2 separate regions of the Mus musculus genome follow, and region 1 is linked to region 2. Evidence: chromatin loops called from intact Hi-C (ENCODE). Cell type or tissue: gastrocnemius. All regions are shown on one strand. Each heading gives the region's core, and the rest is flanking DNA. Links, peaks and the distances in the headings are about the cores only. Region 1 has its middle 130 kb from the start of Vldlr. Region 2 has its middle 99 kb from the start of Gm815.

Region 1 (2,930 bases), core at 257-2,756, 97 kb before region 2:
ATTTTGTGGTTTGAATGGCTACTCCAAAACAAGATATAAATTAGTTCTGCAGGCACCCTAGTTTCTCAAGACACTATTATTATACATTTTTATATCTTTGAACACACCCAAATTCTTGTCTCATTGAGAAGTTAAGGTTATTACATAATAGACGCTTAAAATCTAAGTGATTTTGTCATAATTACCCTCCTACAACAAGCTTAGTGTGTAAAAGTAAGCAAAGAAGAGAGCTGGCATAGATCTAAGTGATGGAGCACTTACCCTGCATGCACTAGGATCTGCGTCCAATCACCAGGATTACCACAACAAAGTTTACAAAGCCTATACACAATTGGTAAAACTTAGGCATTCAGATTATTTTCTAAAATTGGAAAAATGATTTTTATTCGTGATCATATCCACCAGTTAAATTCTGTTTGGTGAATGCACATTTGTGTGTGCTGGTATAAGTGGTTTCGGTGCACACATGGAAGTGAGGAGAATTCTGGGTGTACTGGTCTATCATTCACCATCTTATTGCACTGAGATAGGTTCTCTCAGTGAATCTGGTGCCAGGCGTGGATCAGTCTGCCCCAGTGTTCCACCTATCTGTTCTCCCACAGCTCTGAGATTCTGGGTTATACTGGCTTTTTATGAGGGTGCTGGGATTTTTAGTCAGCTCCTCATGCTATACATCAAGCCCTCTTATTCCTACCCTTAAGTTAAAATTTTTAATCTTCTTTTTATTTTTGAGATTATAATATATCATTTCCCCGTTCCCTTTCCTCCCTGTAAACCTTCCATGTACACATCTTGTTCTCTGTCAAATCCATGGCCTCTTTTTCATATACATGTGTTATATATATACATATATATGAGTATATATATATATATATATATATATATATATATATATATACACACACATTATGTATACATGCATATATACCTGTATGTGTATATGCATACATTCACACACATATATATGTATGCAATATACATACACACACATATATGTGAATGAATATATAGGAATATATATTTCTAAATATAAAAATACAACCTGATTATTCTTTATAATATTACTTGTATGTTTATAAGTATAATAAAGTTTTCCTCCCAAATATTTTCTTGTTTATACAAAAAACTACTATTAAGACAACACTTTATATTCCAGACATTTGTTAAGCTTCAAGTATTTAGCTACCCCTCTTCTCAGGGAATTATGGGGCTGAAATAGCAAAACTAGTAAGTGTATGGGCTGTATCTTCTCTGAATTGACAGCATAGATAGAATCCAAGTGTTCCAGTGTGCATTTGTACTTGTAGGAGTCATTTCCTCCTGTCTCCAGCACAGATATTTTATTATAAAATCTGTCAGTTGAGAGGCTCAACTTGGCTGTTTACCAGCTTGCCTGGGGGGGATTTTATGAATTATGAATTATGAACTTTTGGCTCCCACATTCTGAAGATGTTGGCTCACAGGGCAAGTATGAAGACGAGTGGTGTATAATGTCCAAAGATTCTCCCAAATTCTGGTATCAACCGGGGCTGAGAGTTGCTGATCTGGAGTGCCGGGAATTGAGACAGCCTGCCTTGATCAAGCCTCTTAGAGTTTGGAATGATTTTATATTTAAATGTCCTTGTTACAGGCTACCAGTGAGATAGGTTTACAGTAAACTGTTTTATATTCATGTGCTTTATATGGAAGCCACATCCTGATAACAAACAAGGAAAGGCAATCTAATTTAAAGCTTTCATCATTATTTCTCTTTGAGTTTTGGGGATGGACTATAATATGTTTTATATGTAAATATGTATAATAATAAAGATAACCATTATAATGATAATCTGGCTAGCTTCCCTTTTTCAGATACCTCAGGCCCCTCATATCAAACACAGAATAAATGAACAACTATCAGCAATGGGTATACTTAGAAGCAGTAAACACACCATTCCTTATAAAAGGGAATATGGCTCTGTGGCACCTCAAAACACAGAATTTCCACAGATAGAGGAGATAAAAGATTATTTCCACACAGAGGGAACTAAGGCACAAAGCAAGAGGCAAATACTTGGAGTTCCATGGCGAAGTCACAGAGCTGTGTGAATTGTTCAGTGTGGCCTGTGTGGTCTTTATGTGGGAGGCATATATACATTGCCTTCCACTGATAGGAACAAAGAATTCTGTTGGTTCTCTCTGTAGTCCTGTGGTGTGGCCTTCTGAGCAATGGACTAAGATGGGTTCTAATCCTCTTTCTGGCCTTGGGGTTCTTAGAACTGTGGGCATTGAGAAAGGCAGCAGGGAGACCTATGCCACGTATTTCTATTCCTAGGCCATATGATACAGACTTCTCTAAGTGTGTTGTCCACATTGTCCCTTAACTTGGTGTACAATTCAAGGATTTTGCCCCGTACCCTCAGTTGTGGTCTCTTAGGATGGACCAAGATTCCTGACTCACGTTGTGTTGATCTGTGGATATGGATATAGGTGTTATATGTTTGTCTTTTTAATCCTGTTGACAAGCATTGTGGCTTGAGTGTGCCAGAAGTCAGTCATGTGATAGAAAACGTGACATCCAGCCTGGTGTTTCCTGCATGGCTTCCGAAGCAACGCTCAAATTGATGGGTAGCTGAGGAACTGGTCCTCAGATGTTCTGCACTTACAGATCTCCATCTGAAAGCTGTGGGCCAGGCATCTCCTTCAAAACAAAATGACCAGAAAGAAAGAAAGAGAGAGAGAGAGAGAGAGAGAGAGAGAGAGAGAGAAAGAAAGAAAGAAAGAAAGAAAGAAAGAAAGAAAGAAAGAAAGAAAGGGAAAGAAAGAAAAGAGAAAGAAAAGAGAGAGAGAGGAAGGGAGGGAGGGAGGGAGGGAGGGAGGAAGGAAGGAAGGAAGGAAGGAAGGAAGAAGGGAGGGGGAGGGAGGGAGGGAGGGAGGGAGAGAGAGAGAGA
Region 2 (2,930 bases), core at 239-2,738:
AAATAAAATCTTGATTTTTACTGTCAGTTTGGTTGTGTTTTCATGTATACTGTGTTCCTGTGGCTTAAGTTCTTCCCTGAAGATACTCTCCGGTGGGATGCTTCGATTCTAAAGTTTTTCCTGATAGTAGTCTCCTGTTTCACCTTTCTAAAGCTATATAACACAGTTTACTTACACATAGAGAATCCATTTCCATAGAGGATCATATAAAATGCTAATCCCCCCTTTTTTTTGGCAGATTGTTAAGCTACACACTGGTTCATGCCATCGTGGGCTATGAGACCCTAGCTCAAAAGAACAAAATACAGCAAAGGACAATTTCCATCTGACTTCTCTCAGGACTTCTTTTTCATATCCAGAATGGCAATGTGCACACAGGCAAGTTATCTGAGTTACCTATTTTGTCTCACTGGCATATTTATATAGCTGCATAATACACTGTCATACTTACTAGAGAATAAGTTGTAACAATTCTTAGAGCAATACTTCTCACCTTACTCTACCAGGATATATGTGGCTGTTTTGTGTATCTATATTTTAGAACTAACTTGTCCGTTTCTAGAAATTATTTTATATACCAATTTTGGAGAAATTGGCAATATTTATAATACTTAGTATTTCAGTCTATAATCATAATTTATTGCTACATTGATTGCCTCTACCAGACACGTTCAGGAAAGTTGAATGTCTTACATATATTTACTTATATTTACACCTAAGAGGTTCATATCTTCAAAATATGTTCTGTGGGCTCTAACTTGTAGGTTCCAGTTGATGCATTCAATGTATAAGCAGAAACTTGCTAGACTTCCCCACATAGATTTGAAAATCTTTCTGGGTATCTTTTGATTTCCAGCAGTGGTGAGAGCTGTTTTCTTCTTTTACCTTTTCCTCTTCCTTCCACCTCTGACTGGACTCTGGTTCCATGTTGAAACAGCAGCTAGGGTAAGAAGAGGAACTCCCAAGCTTCTCCTTCAGAAGAGAAGCATAGGATACAAAGCCCCGTAGCTGCTGTTTCTACCCATAGTCCTTTTGGGAGTCGTATGTTTCTCTTTGCATCTCCCATTTTCTAGAAATAGATTATATTTGTCATAGCCTTTTCTTTACATAGTAACATGTTATTTGATATCTGGAAAAATCACAATGTAAGCCATATAAACTCAAAGAAAAGGGGAATATTAGATGTGTTAATATGGCTAATTACATGAATTGGAATTCTAAACCTATCTTTGAACTATCTTGCATTCTCAGAGTAAAACCAGAAGGGCCTCATGCCTTGTCTTATTATATGTTGCTAGACTGTTTAATAGCATTTTGCCTAGGAGTTTTGTACCTGTGAGGTACATTGGTTGATAGTTTTCTTATTATACTTATAAAATGTAAGCTAAGAGTTATGCTTGCTCATTACGTGTGAGTGGGGTGTGCTAAGGATATCATGTTTATTTTCTTCCACTCTTAACTCCTCTCCATATAAGGCAGTGCTTCCTAGTTCTCCTTGAAGCTCTGTTAGCCAATAGGAATAGGGATGCAAAGCACTTCGCATGAATCTTGCGTCAGACAAGAATGGCAGTACCTTGTCTGGGTTTTCCTGGGTAAAGGCTGTATTTAGAAAGAGTTGTTGCGTGGTGAAGGAGGACAAGAGGGCATGCATGAGTCACAACGCTTGAATATTGAGGCTATTCATCCTCTGGTTGTTCTTTTGTAGAAAAGAATCTTGGAAAATTGACATAGTCTTCATCGGAGCTAAGGGAGAACCCATCAACATTTTTCTTAGATTGTGACTTCTGACTACACTTTCTCAATGGTTTTTAAGCTCTCTGGGCCTTTTCTCTTTAAGCCAATTTCTTCCCAACCCATCCAAACAAGTTAGTAACTTAGCAACTGATCTCGTTTTGAAACGTTTGTGACACTTGCAGAACATCGTCACTTCCTTTGTGGTACCCATCATGTATTCTTTGCTCCTTACCGGCTTGGTCTGAAGTTTCTTAGTTTTATTGATTTTTTTAACAAACCAACTTTCCTGGCTTTGTGTGTTCTCTTTATTTTGTGTGTCATTTCTGAAGCTACTTTCTGGCTTCACTTTTATTTCCTTTTTATTTCGCTTTGAGATTATGTGACTTTTCTTGTGATTTCCCAGATAAATGCTTACCTCATTATTTTTCAGATGTTTCAAATAGAATTATCAACAACTACAAATCCCCACTGCGATCTCTTCCATTGTATGGATATGAAAGAGTAATTTCAATCTTTTAGTTTGGCTTTTTAGGTTTTTTTTTCCTTTGATTTGTTCTCCAACTGATATGTTGCAGAAGCTTTCTTAATTTTTAAATCAATAAGGGGTTCTTAATTATGTTTTTCTATTGGTTTTTAGATTACTTGCAGTGCTCCAGAGAACATAGTATCTATCATTTCTACCCTTGAAAATGTGTTGAATCTTACATTGTTGTTCAAGATTTTTAAATGACCTTGTGTGCCTAAGAAGACAATATATTTTCTACTTACTGATTATAATGTATTCATAAAAGTTCAGTCAGCCAAATTATTATTTAAACATGTCTATGGTGGCTAATTTTATGTCAACTTGACATAGGCTAGAGTCATCTGAGAGGAGAGAACCCCAATTGAGAAAAAAAAAAGCCTTCATAAGATTGAGGTGCAGGCAAGCATAGAGAGCATTTTCTTAATTAGTGACTGGTGTGAGAGAGCCCAGCCCATTGTGGTTGAGGTCATTCAGCTGGTTGTCCTGAGTTCCATAAGAAAGCAGGCTGAGCAAGCCATGATGAGCAATCCTGTAAGCAGCATCCCTCCATAGCCTCTTCATCAGGTCCTGCTTCCAAGGTTTCTGTCCAGTTTGAGTTCCTGTCCTGACTGCCTTCAATGGCAATGAACAGCATTATGGAATTGTAACCCAAATAAACCCTTTCCTCCCA

Evidence for each region. A loop is a pair of places that touch in the nucleus more often than their neighbours do. Peaks named below come from ENCODE experiments on the same cell type or tissue, not always from the same donor. Only the 100,000 strongest peaks of a DNase experiment are listed, where the experiment ranks them.
Region 1: it touches region 2 in a loop (2.2-fold over the local background); 2 of 42 quality-filtered maps call a loop at or near these places.

What each region holds. Positions count from the first base shown.
Region 1 is chr19:27,080,844-27,083,773 of GRCm38, reverse strand. No RefSeq gene overlaps it. Among named protein-coding and RNA genes, the nearest start is that of Vldlr, 130 kb to the left of the region's middle. In gastrocnemius, for the core only: no CTCF peak of the experiment used is centred there; a DNase peak (open chromatin) is centred at 1,394.
Region 2 is chr19:26,983,368-26,986,297 of GRCm38, reverse strand. No RefSeq gene overlaps it. Among named protein-coding and RNA genes, the nearest start is that of Gm815, 99 kb to the right of the region's middle. In gastrocnemius, for the core only: no CTCF peak of the experiment used is centred there; no DNase peak of the experiment used is centred there.